Regions from separate parts of the Homo sapiens genome. Here regions 1 and 3 are each linked to region 2. A link is a loop called in an ENCODE intact Hi-C map of the cell type or tissue named here. Cell type or tissue: Calu3. All regions are shown on one strand. Links, peaks and the distances in the headings refer to the core of each region. The heading gives the core; the rest is flanking DNA. Region 1 has its middle 120 kb from the start of LINC01709. Region 2 holds the start of OLFM3 (olfactomedin 3). Region 3 overlaps LINC01709 (long intergenic non-protein coding RNA 1709).

The links. A loop is a pair of places that touch in the nucleus more often than their neighbours do. Peaks named below come from ENCODE experiments on the same cell type or tissue, not always from the same donor. Only the 100,000 strongest peaks of a DNase experiment are listed, where the experiment ranks them.
Region 1: a loop joins it to region 2, with 3 times the contacts of the local background. A loop is called at or near these places in 2 of 110 quality-filtered maps.
Region 3: a loop joins it to region 2, with 6 times the contacts of the local background. A loop is called at or near these places in 3 of 110 quality-filtered maps.

The regions. Positions count from the first base shown.
Region 1 is chr1:101,518,347-101,523,975 of GRCh38, reverse strand. No RefSeq gene overlaps it. Among named protein-coding and RNA genes, the nearest start is that of LINC01709, 120 kb to the left of the region's middle. RefSeq lists a silencer at 3,514-3,623. In Calu3, for the core only: a CTCF peak has its summit at 3,546 (motif pointing left); no DNase peak of the experiment used is centred there.
Region 2 is chr1:101,994,138-101,999,766 of GRCh38, reverse strand. It overlaps OLFM3 (olfactomedin 3), which reads left to right and starts at 2,841. Exons shown (of 6, transcript NM_058170.4): 1 at 2,841-3,019. The coding sequence starts at 2,951. In Calu3, for the core only: no CTCF peak of the experiment used is centred there; a DNase peak (open chromatin) is centred at 2,736.
Region 3 is chr1:101,650,817-101,656,445 of GRCh38, reverse strand. All of the region lies in intron 2 of LINC01709 (long intergenic non-protein coding RNA 1709), which reads right to left. Among named protein-coding and RNA genes, the nearest start is that of LINC01709, 14 kb to the right of the region's middle. In Calu3, for the core only: no CTCF peak of the experiment used is centred there; a DNase peak (open chromatin) is centred at 2,895.

The DNA of each region.
Region 1 (5,629 bases), core at 459-5,458, 480 kb after region 2:
ATGCCTCAAAAATTATTGCTAAACATAAAACACTAATTATTTTCATTATAGGTCTCCAGGCCATCGCCAAATGGATTGCTGTAGAAATACTGGAAATCTTAGGTGGTCCAAAGAAAAATTAAAAAAAAAAACAAAGCAGGAACTCGTCCCCACCTATCTAAACAGTCTATAGTCAGGGCCTCCAAAACACTAGCAAAGACTCTATGAAAGCATGCCTTTCTCCAGCAGAAAACACCAAAATATTAACTATGGAACTGTGACATCTTAAAGTGATTTCATCATTATTGTCACATAAATCTTTTGTCTGTGTGGGTGGCGAGAAAATGGTATAGTTTTTATGACAACAGAAAATTTCATTTTTTGTTAGAGTATTCATCCAGCATGTCAACTATACATATTTCTTTTTTTCTTTTTTTTCTTTTTTTTTTGAGGTGGAGTCTCGCTCTGTCACCCAGGCTGGAGTGCAGTGGCATGATCTCGGCTCACTGCAAACTCCACCTCCTGGGTTCACGCCATTCTCTTGCCTCAGCCTCCCGAGTAGCTGGGACTACAGACGCCCGCCAGCACGCCCGGCTAATTTTTTTGTACTTTTTTAGTAGAGATGGGGTTTCACCACGTTAGCCAGGATGGTCTCGATCTCCTGACCTCATGATCCATCCCCCTCAGCCTCCCAAAGTGCTGGGATTACAGGCGTGAGCCACCATGCCTGGCCAACTATGTACATTTCTAATAAGGCCAAAATGCTTTTCTCCATATGTACCCACAGCATAGTTGAGGCAGTGATTCAATGGCGCTTGTGATGAAGAATGAATTAAATAAGGTAAACAAATTGTCAAGACTAGCAAAAGTCCTACTAAAGTTGGCTTAGGTTTTTTAGTAGCTTCAACAATATGGATTTTTTCTTATAGAATTTGTAGGAGAGGAAAACTCTTTTTCCTCTACCAATCTTATGATCACTGGATTGGGCCCCATATTAAAAGACAAAGTAACAAGAGAAAAGCATACAAATTTATATACTATGTTTTACATAACATGGGAGCCTTCACAAGGAAATGAAGACACACAGAAATAGTTAAACCTGTGTATTTTTATGTCAGCTTTGATGAAGAGGTGACAGTCAAGGAGAAATGTGATGGAGCAAGAAGCATACAATCTAACGGTAATAAACTATGAGAAAAGTTAGGAAGGCCTGTTTGTTCAGATCTTTCTCTGGGGCCCCTTGTCTTCAGAGATTCAACACTCCACCTTTCCTTTGCATATAGGAAGAGAACATGTCACATGAGAATCTTGTGACCTGCTTCAGCGAAGAAGGGCAGGAGAATGGCAGAGAGAACTTCCTGCTTCTGTGGTTTTCTCACCTTCTTTCTGCTTAAAATATCCAATGTGCCCAGGGGCCATATTCTGTGGTAGCATATCCTGAACCCCATTATGTCCAATCTTTTTTGTAGATCAGAATATAGTGTTAAAATCTCAGCTGTCCTCAGCCTGAGCAACATAGTGAGATCCTGTCTCTAAAAAAAAAAAAATACAAATACAAAAATTAAGCCAAGCATGGTGGCATGTGCCTATAGTCCCAGCTACTCAGGAGGCTGAGGTAGGAGGATCGCTTGGGCCTGGGAGGTAGAGGCTGCGGCGAATAAGCCATGATCATGCCACTGTACTCCAACCTGGGGACAGCAAGACCCTGCCTCAAAAAAAGAAATCTCATCTGTCCCTTGAACTTCATCTATTTTTTTTCTCATAGTATGTAATTAAGCACTTCTACATGAATTTCCTTAGACTAGTGTGGAAGCTCCAGGAGGGGACAAGGCATTGTCACTATCTTCAAATTAAAGTCTATTGGATATAATATACAAGGAAATATGTATTTACAGTACAGTGTTATAAGCACTACAGGAAAAATATATAAAGCTAGTGGGAGCACAGAGGGAAAAGCTTTCCACAGGAAGTTCATTTCAGAAATATTTGCAGAATTATTCCCAGTTTAAGTACAAAGATCTGAGAGCAAGAGGCACCTGGTATGCTAGAAAAATGTACTTTGTTCTGTATGAACTGCAGCAGAGTGAAGACTAGTGCCGATTTTTTTTAAAAAGTGTCTAATAAGCAAGATAATAAAGATATAACAAGAATGAAATGATAAATATAAAGAAGGCAATAAGGCAATAAAATAATTTGTTGACTGTAACCCTGCTGCAAAGATAAGAGCTGCAACCATTTTAAGGAATAATTTCACCTAACAAAATCCAGGGAATGAAATGAATGAAAAGTAGAAAGGCCAAGAAAGCAAAATACATAATGCACATATCTCACACACACACACACACACACACACACACACACACACGGCTTAAAAATTTCCTTCAAAGCAGGGCAGTGGATAAGCAGATAGTGAGGGGGAGGTGTCAGCATATTTACCTGTGGCTTGGGCAGAATTGTTTTAAGTTTCTACACTAAGCCAAAGATGGGCATGTGGTTTGGCAACCTCAGAAATATTAGGAGTAAGGTTTTAAATTATAAATGTTTGTAGTCTTTTTTCCAAAACTGATTCAGGGAAAAAAATACATTCTATGCTGTCATTCAAAACTTCCTTCTGGTAATAAAGCCAAACTTTTTAAAAAATACATAAGCAATTTTTTGAAAATATTTAAAGGGATTAAGGCTTGTTCTCCAAGCTCACTCTCACCGTGTTGACTATCACTTGTCAGTCAAAGACTCCTAACCAAGCATTCTTTTTAAAAATCTAATCTACTCAAGTATGGTTCTTCAAAAAATTTAGACCATAACTCTCTTAAACAAGAAATAACATCAAAGATTTTAACATTAATTAATGAGGAAATCAATAAGGTATTAAAATTGGTTAAAAGGAGAATCTGAGAGGACTTCCAGTTTCAAAATGGTGGCATAGAAGCAAGCTGGCTTCACCCTCCCCACCACTGCCACCACATACACATAGAAAACCAGAAACATATATACAGCTCTAACATCATCACTAGCAATATTCTAGAGCTCAAATAGAAGGGTCAGATCATTCCTGGGACCACAGAGAAGGGAAAAAACCTTTCAACACACAGTAAGAAAGTTGGACTTCCATATCCGTGACACCGCTCCCCCAAATCTGTTCAACAGCAAGAACATGGAAAATTTCTCCCCAACTTAGGGTTTCTACAATAAAAAAAAATGAGATGATGTGGACAACCAGCTTCTTAACCACCTTGGGTTTCTTGGCAGTAAACCTGTCTCTGCCTCAAGCCACAGGAATCATCAGGAGTGCCTAAAGAAATATCTCTGAGGACAGAGACAAAGAGCAGAGATGGGAATACTATCTATAAAACTGGAAACGTCTCTGTAACTCAGCCAAAAGAGACATCAAATCAGAGTGGCTGTTCAACAGCACCATGTTATAGGAGGTTTGTGTAACAGCTTCCCTGGCACAAACCCCTAGCCAGCCTTCCCGCACTCAAGATATCCGTTTTGGGATATCCTCCCATTCGAGAAGGGAGGCACTCTGATTGCCTAGAACCAAGGAAATCTTGGTCTTAAGCTGCCATCTAGTGACCAAAAGGAGGCAGTGACCTAGCTGGGGTGATAAAAATAATGACAATTAACAGCTAAATTATGAAGAATCTCTAAGCAAACATGTCCAGTGTAAATCAAAACAGGTCATACACAGAAGCCTGGAATAAATAATCGTTTAATGCAAAAACATGGATGTACATCCACAAGAAACAGCAGACAAGAAACCATAACCTCTCCAAGTGGACAAACCAAGGAATCAGGTACTGACCCTAACAAAATGGCAATATGTTAACTCTCTGATCAAGAATTCAAAATAGCAGTTTTGAGAAAACTCTGTGATTTTCAAGATTACACAGAAAGGCATATTTAAAAATTATCAGGGATCTCTAACAGAGATTGAAATAATTTTTTAAAATCAAACAGATATCTTGGAACTGAGAAATGTATTTGCTAAACTCAAAAATTTATTAGAGGGTTTGAAGAACAGAATAAATCAAGCAGAGAAAAGAATCAGTGAGCTCGAAGATAGGCTATTTGAAAAAAACAGTCAGAGAGTAAAAAAAGAAAAAAGAATGAAAAGCATGAAAATATTTCATAAAATTTAGAAAATTACTTCAAAAGACCAAATCTAAGAATTATTAATTTTCAAGAGGCAGTTGAGCAAGAACAAGGGGTAGAAAGCTTATTCAAAGAGAAAAAAACAATAACAGAAAACTTTCTAAATGTGAGAAAGAGATAAATATCCAGGAACAGGAAGGTCAGAAAACACCAAACAGATTCAACCCAAATTAGACTACCACAAGACCTATAACAATTCAACTTTCTAAAGCTAAAGTGATAGAAAGCATCCTAAAAGCAGAAAGAGGAAGAAAAGCAAATAATATATAAACAAAGCTCCAATTCATCTGGTGACACAATTCTCAGTGGAAACCATACAGGCCAGGAAGTAGTGGGACAATATTTTCAAAGTAATGAAAGAAAAAACTACCCTCCAAGAATACTGTATTCATCAAATCTATCTTCAAATATGAAAGGTTTTTCCTCAACAATCAAAAGCTGAGAGAATTTACCACCACCAGACCCGTCTTACAAAAAATGCTACAGACAGTCCTTCAATCTGGAAGGGAAAAAAAAAAACATTAACATGCAAACAGATAATTTTTCAAAGTATAAAACCCACCGGTATAATTAAGTACATAGAAAATCACAGAATACTCTACTACTGCAACAGGTGTACAATCTATTCATAACTCTAGTGTGAAGCCCCAAAGGCAAATCTACAAAAAACCATAATACCAACAGTAACCTGTTAAGAGATTGGCAATATAAAAATATGTAAATCAAGACAACTTAAAGTCAAATGGGGGACAGAAGTTAAAATGTAGAATTTTTGCATTTTTGCTTTTTTTAACATTCTTTGTGATCTAAGTTTTTATCTCTTTAAAATAATTTATTTTATCTATAAGATGGATTTTCTAAGTCTCATGATAACCACAAATGCAAAAACCTATAATAGATTCACTAAAAATAAGAATGAATTAAAACACACTATCAAAGAAAATCACTTAACCACAAAGGAAGACAGTTAAAAAAAGAAGAAAGAAAGAAAAGAATTACAAAACAACCAGAAAATAGACAACAAAATGATAGTAGTAAGTCTTTACTTGTCAATAACAACACAGTGTAAATGGACTGAATTCTCCAATTAAAAGGCATAGAATGGCTGAATGAATAAAGAAGCCCCAACTATATTCTTCCTACAAGAAACCCACTTCATCTCTAAAGATACACATAGACTAAAGCTGAAGGAGTTAAAAAAGATAATCCATGCAACTGGAAATAAAAAACAAGCAAGAGTAGCTACATTTATATGAGATACAGTAGACTACAAATCAAAGACTGTAAAAAAAAGACAAAGAAGGTCACTATATATAATGATAAAAGGGTCAATTCAGTAAAAGGGTATAACAGTTATAAATATCTCTTTATCTGACACTGGAGCACCAAGTATATAAGTAAACATTAATAGATCTAAAGGAAGAGAGAGACAGATGGCAATACAATAACAGTAGGGGACTTCAATACCCCAGTCTCAGTAATGGACAGATCATCC
Region 2 (5,629 bases), core at 388-5,387:
TTATTACTTTTAGTAGAACTCTTTTGACTAGCTAATGCAAGACACAAGATACAAAGAACTACTTGGAATTTCTTTCTTGCAATGAGAAATGCTCCATGGATTGCAATGTATGAATAAGATATGATGTTACCTACAATGTTGTTAAATTGACTGTATGGAAATATATTATAAGAGGGTTTTATTTCTAAGCAAATGACTAACTAAAACCAATAGTTATCTTTAAGAGAAGCTATGCAACTGTATTGTTTTATTTTAGAAGAGAGATAGAGGAAGTAGTAGAGTATTGGTGAATTTATACTGTTTAGATTACAGCTTGTGTTTTTCAGTGGCATGTTTAATACAGCTTTGATTCATTACTGAACTTGATTATTCTCTACAAATGACTAAGCTTCTCTTATGGAAAATATGTTGTAAGTTTGCTAAGATCATCTGTTTTCATTTGTAACATAATTACCATATATTACTTATTTTGGATCTCTAAATATTATCATCTTCTTCCATCACATTTTTTCTGACAAGATTTCATAGAATTAGAATTTGCCTTCTTATTAACTTCTTGTTACAAATGACATTCCAGTGCCATAAAAAAGGAGAGTTAAAGAGAAAAAAAACTGTGCCCACATAAAAGTTTTGGTACAGTCACTAATATTGTAAACCATGTATGAGATCAGAATAATTCTGTTTCCAGAAAAAAAACATTATTTTCATTATAAGAATATCTGTTTATCTTGAAGTGATAAAATTGATATTATTATATTTTCATATTACTGTGTGTGTCTGTTAAATACAGCTTCCTCTACTCAAACAAGTATAATGTACTACTGTCTGCTAATTGAGAGGTAGAGATGTAAAAAAGATGGTAGAAGACTTCTTGGGAAGAGGGAAAAGCATGTGTAAATACAAATAACAAAAAATGTATTTAGAGAATGGATAATAAAAATGTATTATTATAATCATTCAGCCAACACACCTCTGCAAATTCATTTTCAATCTGCACAGTCATGTGAAATATTTAAAAATGGATGCAGAATTTTCAACAATTTCTATGTGTGATTTTTTAAAAATTATGCTGATTTTATCCTACATAGATAGATAAGTATGTAGATGTTGATAGGTAGAAAAGTTTAGGTTAAGAAGCAAATGTAAAAAGAAAAAAACTCTGACAAATATGTTCTAGGAAGTTACCCCAGAGAGTGGTACAACTCTATAGTTTTATCTATTACCTCAAAATAATGGAAACTTCTAAATATGGTTATGGCTGTTAAGATTATTAAATTAACACCATTATAAGTAATTTCACTTTCTTTCTATGATTTTGCAATCTCTATTTTGTATGATCCACTCCTTCAAAAAGAATTATCAGATGTAGTGAACTTCATGCCATTTATGTTTATAGAAAATAAAGACCTCAAGTAACTATACACACATTTATAATATTAGGATTAAAACAGATGCAATATGATGTAAATTCTTGGGGACAATAACTTTCAAATGCATTTGAGTCCTAATTGAGATTTCTTATATTAAAAAATAGGATATATTTTCAGTGAAAGGTTGATGGAGATTTCATACTCGGTATGTGTCTGATATCTCAATTCATTGTCTTTTAAATGTCGAAGTAAAAGGAAGCAATGTCCACAGACCCAGTCTATCTATATATTTTAACCCTTAGGAATTATAATTTCTAGAAAAATCAATAGAAGATGGAAATATTACAGGCATAATTGTACGAGAGGGATGTTTCAGGGTGGCTACCAACTTCTTCCTTTTTATATTATTGAGAACACTTTTTCCATATTCAAAGAAATGAAATTGCTCCAGTAAGGTTGAATGATGCAGGGTAAGAGAGTTTGCCATTTACCCTTTCTTTGCTCTTGTGAGGCAGCTATTCTGCCTTTTCTTGAGCCCTAGATTACAGAAGTGTTTGAAAGCTTAGAAATAAACACTCTTCCCATCCCGCTATCCATCTATCAGTGAATTCTTCTTCAAGTAAAAACACAAGTCAGACTGATAGAAAAACTATATTTCCAGGTATGGCTGTGCATATGGGGGGGATATTTCAGCTGGGGGGATCACTAATGGAATATACCATTTATAACTAAAAGAAGAATATAAGCCTCTTTATTTATTTATGCATAGTGTTTTTAGATGACCAAATCCCTAGATAGATAGATACACATTAATACCTAACCAAAACATATAACTTTAATAAGCTATTCATAAATGACTGCACATATCTATAAATTACCACATTCATCTATCAATAACAGCTGAAAATCGTGTGCCTTGGATGACACACACTGATAGTCTGCACTGCAAACTTTGTTTAAAGCACTAAATACAATATCAAGTCCTCTGTCAATGACAGCAGAAGGTTCTAGTGCACTATTTGTTTCATAATCCTGTATTTAGCTGACTCTTTACTTCTCTGCAGCTCAAGTTGCCGGCAAATGCTGAACTGGAGCACGAGAGTCAATCCTTGTTTGGTTAACAAATTCCCCGCAAAATATCCCCCCGAAACCCCCAGGAGCTGTAGTGATGTCATATCCGTTGTCCAGGTCTCCACACCTCTCTCAGCAGTTAATCCCTTTATCTATTCCTTGGGTCAAAACTTTTGAGGTGGGCTAGCTATATAGCAGCGGGGGAGAGGGTAAACTGGGGCGCGCGGGTTGGAGGCGCTTCAGCACCGCGGCCAGCGCCCACTGCAGCCCAACCCACTCTCTAGAGCTCCCGGACTCCTAGCTCTGAGAATGCCTGCGGAATGATCGCCCCCCAGGGCGGCTGCCGCCGCTGCCGCTGCTGCTGTTATTGCTACTGCTGCTGCCGCCGCCTCTGCTTCCACTCGGCTCTGACTGGCAGGCAGAAAGTGCAACTGACGAGGGAAAGGTCTCTGCAGTGAGTGGAGAGCCTACATAAAAGAGAGTAAAGAGGGGCAAAAACCCAGATCAGAATGCAGGCGACGTCCAACCTTCTCAACCTCCTGCTGCTGTCTTTGTTTGCCGGATTAGATCCTTCCAAGGTATGAACAATATTTTGAGTCTTGTTTGAAATAAATGTGCAATATGTAACAAACCTAACAGAAATGCAAATAAATATGTCAAAAACGGGACGAGAGACAGCTCTTTCAGCTACCTTATGGTGTCTGGCGTATCCCCACTGCTTGGAACATAACAAGGTGAACTACCGGAGGAATAGCTCCTCAAGGTAGAGTCCTACTGCGCGGGGGGAGGGACTAGGAGAAAATATAATGTGCATGGGCAGCGGGCAATGCGGCTCTCCGGGGAATTTAGCTTATTCCGTGTCCAACTGCTTAATGCTCTCTTTTGAAGTCGGACGGGTAATGCAAAGGAGTTTGCAGTAGAAACAATGCAATTTATAAACATGTATTAGGACATGGTGAACCGTTTCTTTGTTGAAAGCAGGGAAGCGTTTTCCAGCTGATCCTGGTCAATAATACTCCCATCGCAGACGTGCTGCGGTTTGTGTCCAAAACATTTGGGATGCTGCTTGTAAAACACATGGCAGAGCAGCAGAGCTATACTCTCTGCCATGGCTGAGAGGCGTTGGTGAAAGGAGCTTGTGTTTGTTTCTTCCTTTTCATTAAGAAAATTAGGGGGCACTGAGGAAGTTCTGATTATCAGTGTTAAGAAACAGGAAGTGAGAACCTTAACAAACTAAGGAGGGCAATAGGAAGGATGAGTTAACTCATAGACGTTGAACTCTGAAAATTATCTAGTACTGGCAATGAAAGTGAACGCTAAACTCCTTTGATAAAAAGACAGGAAAATATGGACAAATATTTTCAACGATGTCTGAGAAAAGTCTTGATGACAAAGTGAGATAATTTGAAAGCTTCAGCCTTCTAAGAAAATCATAATGACAGGGAATAAGAGATAAGCCACCTGGTGAAAAAGAGTAAGAGATACAATTTATTATTTTACTTATTTAACTGGCCAACAGCAATTTGACAATATAGGAAGAATGATTCCATGCTATAAAACTAATACAAGCTATATTTTGGAATATTATAAAGTTATTTTTAAAGCTTTACATCATGTGTGTAGTGTAGACAAATTAAGTTTCCTTTCATTACTGAATAGAACTAAGATGTAACCAAGCATAATTTAATACTGTGGTTGTGATATTTGTAGGCCTAATATAGTATACAGTTAAAACTTAGAATCATGTCGTATATATTTGTAATTATTTCTGTACTCTTTCATATTTAGAAGGACCTGATGAGAATAAATTCATTTTATTTTAAAGCTTTGATTGTACTGGTATTATTGATGTAAACGCTTCACTCTGTGTGAATGTCATCTTAATAATCTTAAAGGCATATTTTATATACTAAGGTGTAGCTTTAAAGCATTTTACACTTAGGAAAAAGTGTTGATTTTGTTTTTATATTTAATTTTTTTTCTTCTTGACTCTGCACCCTGTAGTGACACATTCTATCCACTGCCACTCTTTTTATATGATATTGTTTAAAACTTTTGAATACATTCCATATGATTTGGGAATATTCTTGGTAAAACATTTTCTAAAAGCAAAGTTAATCACTAAGTTACTGCAGAAAAAGTCACTTGACTTAAAGTGAGTTTTATTTGTTTTTCTTTAAAATAAATTCAGAAATGTAGAGCTTCATTAACAATTTTGTGTGTGATTTGATTTGTCTGTTATCTTTGATGCATAAATATCTTCACTGCTTGCACCCCTTTCTTTCCAAAATTAAATATGTAGATAATTTTCTGTTAAATATGAAGACATTTTTAAAATAAGCAATGCATCTTTGGTCAATATAATCTTTTCTAGTTTTGGTGAGTTTATTTGTGTGTATTCAATGCTACAAAACTTTTTACTTTCTTCAGAATGAGCTGTGGATATTTGCTACAAATGAGCTGAAAAATCCAGGGAAGGCATACATTAACTTTTCAAACTGTCCTTCTCAGCTTCCACATACTGCAATACAGTGTGCAAAGAACAAAAGATGATTTTTTTAAAAGACGATATTTGTTCTATATCATAGACATTACAGAGAATATTAAAACTTTCAAAACAAGTAATTTTAATGTTGTAAAAAGTTTTAGGACTTTTAGACAAAACATTGCTTTAAAAAATGAAGAGAAGCTACTTTTGTATTAATATTATATATTTATATTTATATAATATATATTTATATTGCTCCCCCCCAAAAAATTACAGATGGCACCATTGTGTCCTCAAAAGAATTGTCAATTAGGTTATAAACTAAGAATTTTGTAAAATTTTATTTTTCATTCTACTAGTTACTTAAGGGCTTAGATTTTAAAAGTCAGGATTCATAAAGCAAATTATATATGGTGAAATTAAAATTAAAAATCCAATAATATAGTACTACAAAAAATACAGTTTTTGGACAAATAAGAAATAATTTGTGATAACACTTAAATGAACAGAAATGCTAACCAACTGCCTTTTTGCATACTAATACATTTGGAGTGATATGGGTCATCATCAAATTTTCAAATAATTTTAAGTATTATTCTATATTGTTATACTTTGTTTATTTTATATATGTATATAATATATATACCTCACATGGATAAACAGAAACTGGCAAAATGGGAAAGCTCTTAAAATTGAATAG
Region 3 (5,629 bases), core at 185-5,184, 340 kb after region 2:
CTTTCTTCTTTTCCCCAGTTCTACACATGTGTTTTTTTTTTTTTAACTAACAGAATTTTTAACTTTTCATTGGCATCCCTTTGGTCAATTGACGTATATTCTGTAAAGACAGGTACTTATAAGCCAAACCATTCCCTTACTTGTGACAAAGATTCTCTCCTTGTTCAAACCTAGTCAAGATCCTCTGAACCCCCTCCTAGGCCAGACCTCAATATTCGGCTATAAAACTGCAGCCTCTCAGCACAAATGATTCCATTATTTTCCTGCCCCAACACTAAGAGGCTTGAACAAACACCACCACAGTTTCTGGGGTGACCTGATCCCCAAACCCCCTTTAAGGTGTCTGCCTCAGAAAGCTCAGTGCTTCCAGGGGAATTTATTGTTTGTTACAGCCAAAACCTGGTAATAGACAGGTCTCTGAATACTCTCTTAGGGCAGTTACTCTTGAAAGCTTGAAGTTGTAAATATAATACTTTCTTTCTGCTTTTGAGACTGATGTTTCCCACCATCTAGAACTTTCTTCTCAAGAACCTGAGATCTGTCTCTTTGAAATGCAAACTTCAGGGAAATAACTCTGACTCTCTCTCCCAGCCTGATGGGCATCTTGCTCCAACATGTACCACTACCTTCTGTCATAAATATAAGTTCACATCTCCTCCTGATAAGCACCAATTTAAATACACGATTTCTGCTCAAGCCTCCACTTTTTCCTCTTCCTCACTCCCTCATTCTCCCTTAAAAATGTCCAGTACCTCTGTACAAATCAAAGCTGAGTTAATACTGGAACTTCTTCCCCATTGCAACGTGAAGGATAGAAGACTATCCCACTTCAAAATATGCTACTTTAGCATGAGGATTATTTTGAACTGAAGGCAACTGAGAAAAAGCAGATACAAGAAAAATTTTCTGCCTTCTTCCTATTTGCCTAAAGACAAAATATAAATTTGTAAAGATAAAGATGTCCCCTCTTTTTTCTGTAACAGGAAGAACAGAAGTAAATCACCAAAGACTATTTTAGACCCTTGTCAGCTGGAAGTCAACAGAGGACACTCCACAATAAACTTTACTAACTAGCCCTATCTTCCATTAGTTTCCCCCATGTATTTACCTTCTCATGATTTGCCACTCTAGAAACTCTATGTCCTTTTATTTTTGTTTTCTCAATTCCCTAAATGTGTATTGTTCTTTTGTTGGGATCCTACACAAGCCCAAGTTCTAACTCCTGTCTTAGTCTATTAATATTGCTATAATGAAATATCACAGACTGGCTAGAGAAAAGAAATTTATTTTCTCACAGCTCCAGAGGTTGGGAAGTCTAAGATGTTTTTTGATAACAACTTGAATGCTATATTCTCTGAAGGGGTGAATGTTATGTCCCCATGTGGAGAAGGGCCAAAGAGCAAAAATGGTAAAGCTAGTTATCTTTATCTCCTTTATGAGGTTATACTCATTCATAAAGGTGGAGCCTTCATGATCTAATTACCTTTTAAAGGCCCACGCTGTTAATATAGTTTCCTTGGGGATTAAGTTTCAACATTAATTTTAGAGGGAACAGAAGTGTTCAAACCGTAGCACCACCTCTTTCAATTACTCATGTTTGAGTACTCCCATGGGTATGCACATACATTTGTTGATAAATCTGTTTATTTATCTGTCTTTTGTCAGTCTAATTCTCAAGGCTCCAGCCAATGAACCTAAGAGGGGTAGAGGAAAAACAGTATTTTTTCTTCTTTACCAAAGGTTATTGATGAAAAACATTTGTCCTTACCACTTTATCTTTGACACTTGCCAGCATGATGTTCTGCAAACTGAAAACAAAGGAAAAATGCCTCTTCTTGTACCAGTACCAACAACCAAGGCCGAGGACCAAAGGGTTTCATAAAGGGGGTCTGGAAAAGCTCAGAGGGGCCAAAAACTAGTTTCTCTATGTGCTAAAAGTATAATGCATCAAAAAGGAGCAACTAGTTAATTATGAGATTGGCAGATAAACGCTAAAATGGTTGGGTGACTAACTCATGATGTTAAGATTGCAGATTATCTTTTTATCATTTTGTGCTTTTCTATATTTTAACTTATCAAACATAAACAATTATGCTATTAATCAGAAAAATTACAATGTCAGAAGACAGTTTCAAAAACTCTATATCAAAAGTGACAGTGATGCATAGGAGAGAAAGAGAGAGAGAGATCACCAAAATAAAAGAGTAGAAGCGATCTGGCTTTCTTGGTTGTTCTCCCCCTCCAAAAACAAAACCAACCACCTAGTGCCAAGGTGATCACCAGAAATATCTCAGAACTCAAAATTAAGTCTGTGACAATCACTGGGATCACAAAGAAGCGAAAATCTGCCAGCAGATGATAAAAGAAATGGACCACTCTAACTGCAATGCCCCTTCCTGAAGCTGCTAGGTACCACACAGAAAAGTCACCCTACACTCCAGTTTCTACACTGGGAAAAGTAAAATCAAGGCAGACAGCCAAGTTCCCCATCATCTTGGGGTTTTTGTTTTTGTGTTTTGCATGATAACCATTCCTGCCACAACCCATGGGAAGCATTGTAAATGGCCTGTAGGGCAAAAATTCCTGAGGGCAGCTAGAGAAAAAGAGTAGGGTGGGGCTAGTAACATTCAGCTCATAAAATGTGGTGGCTATTGTTTGACTTGGCCAAAAAAAAGGTGGCTATTCTCTGACTTGGCAAAATCAGGGAGGCTGTTTAGCAGCATAATACTGTAGGGTACATGCTCCATGGGTCCTCTGGCCACAAACATCTAGCCAGCCTTCCCGAAAAGCCAGGGGTAATCTTTGGGATCCCCCAATATTCAGGAAGGGCAGACTAACTTTTGCAAGAGCCACGGCAAACCTAGGCTTAGGGAGCCATCTAGTGCCATAAAAGAGGCAGCAATCTCGGGCCAGGGGAACTCAATCAACACAATACCTATGCAGAGACATGCACTAGAAAAAATAAATCAAGCCAAACAGTAAAGACGGAGGTAAATGATTAATCCTTCAGTGCAATGATATAAACAGAGGTTTATAAGAAATAAGAGCAAATGAGGAACCATGAACTCCCTAAATGTAAAAAACAAGAAGGCAGTGACTGATCCCAATGAAATGACAATGTGTGAGCTCTTGGATCAATAATTCAAAATAACAGGTTTGAGGAAATTCAGTGAACTCCAAGGTAACACAGAAAAGCAATTCAGAAATTTATCAAATACATTTAATAAAGAGGTTGAAATAATTTTTAAAAACGAAACAGATATACTGGAGGTAAGAAATACAAGTTAAACTGGAAAATCTATTGAAGGATCTTAATATTAGAATTAATCAAGCAGAAGAATAAGTGAGCCCAAAGACAGGAGATTTGAAAATACACAGTCAGAGGAAAAAAGAATGAAAAATACTTACAAGAGCTAGAGGATAATCTCAAAAGAGCAAATCTAAGAGTGACTGGCCTTTGAAAGGGAACTGAAAAATTGTAAGGAGTCAGAAGTTTATTCAAAGAAATAATAAAATAAAACTTTCCAATCCTACAGAAAGATATAAGTATCTAGATATAGGAAAATCAAAGGTCACCAAAGAGATTCAACCCAAATAAGTATACCTCAGGACATATAATGATTGAACTCAGAAAGGTTAAGAACAAAGAGAGGATTCTAAAGGAAAAAGATGCAAATAACGTATTCGGGAGCTCTGATTCATGTGGCAATAGACTTCTCAGCAGAAACTTTACAGGCCAGGAGGAAGTGGGATGACACATTCAAAGTGTGAAAGCAGTAAAACTGTCCACCAAGAATACTGTATTCAGCAAAACTATCGTTTACATATGAAGGAGAGATAAAGACTTTCAGAAAAAACTAAGCTGAATTAATCAACATCAGACCTGTCTTAGAAGAAATGTTAAAGTTTTTCAATTAGAAAGAAAAAGATGCTAATGTTCAACAAGAAAAAATCTGAAGGTATAAAACTCAGTGGTAAAAGTAAGTACATAGACACATTAAAATAGTTTAATACTGTAATTGTGATATGTAAACTACTCATATATTTAGTATTAAGATAAAAAGACAAATCTATCAGAAATAATAACTACCACAATATAAGAGATAAGCCATGTTAAAAATGCATAAATTGAGACAACAAAAAGTCAAAGTGTTGTGGAAATTGAGATAAAATATGTAGTATTATAGTTTATTATTTGTTTTTATTTTTTTAGATCAAACGCATCATTATTATTTTACTTTTCATAACTAAAAGATGTTTTTCTGTAATCCACATGGTAACCACAAAGCAAAAACCTCTAAGAGATACACTAAAAATAAAAAGTAGTGAATTAAAATATATTACCAGAGAAAATCACTTAACCACAAAGGAAGAAAGTAGGAAAAGAAGAATTGAATACAGGAGTAACAAAAGAGCCAGAAAACAAGTAACATAATGGCAGTAGTAAGTACTTACCTATCAATAATAAAATTAAATGCAAATTGACTAAATTCTTCAATTAAATGACACAGAGTGGATTAATAGATTTAAAAAAAAGGACTTGATAATATGTTGCCCACAAAAAGCTCAGTTCATCTGTACAGAAACACATAAACTGAATGTAAGGGGATGGAAAATGATATTCAATATAAATTAAAACCAAAGAAGAGAAGGAAAAGCTATACATATATCAGATAAAATATACTTTACCTCAAAAACTATGAAAAAAGGCAGAAAAGGTCATTATATAATGACAAAGAGTCAATTCATAATAAAAATATAAAAATTATAAATATATATGCACCCAACACTGGAGCATCCAAATATATAAATCAAATATTAATAGATCTAAAGGGAGAGATATACTGCAATACAATAATAGCAGGGAACTTCAACACCCCACTTTTAGCAATGAACATACCATCCAGACAAAAAAAAAAAATCAACAAAGAAACATTTAAGTTACAACTATTCTCTAAACCAAAAGGACCTAACATTTACAGAATACATATTCTTCTCATTAGAACATGGATCATTCTGCAGAATAACCATATGTTAGGCCACAAAACAAGTTTCAATAAATTCAAAAAAGTTTAAATCATATCAAGTATCTTTTCTGACCACAATTGAGTAAAAACAGAATTCAATAACAAGAAAAACTTTAGGAATCTTACAAATACATAGAAATTAAACAACATGTTCCTGAATTACCAATGAGTCAAAGAAGAAATTAAGAAGGAAACTTTGAAAGTTTTTGAAATAAATGAAAAATTGAAACACTACATACCAGAAACTACAAGATACAGCAAAAGTAGTACTAGAGGAGTTTATAGCAATAAACATCTACATTAAAAAAGCAGAAACAGTTCAAATAAGCAAGACAATGATTCACCTTAAGGAACCAGAAAATCAAGAACAAACCAAACTCAAAATTAGTAGGAGAAAATAAATAATAAAGATCACAGAAGAAATAAATGAAATCGAGACTACAAAACAATACAAAAGATAAATTTTAAAAAGTTAGTTTTTTGAAAAGATAAACAAAATCAACAAAACTTTACATACACTAAGAAAAAAAGAGAGAAGACCCAAATTAATAAAATCAGAGATGAAAAAGAGACATTACAACTGATAGCACAGACATAAAAAA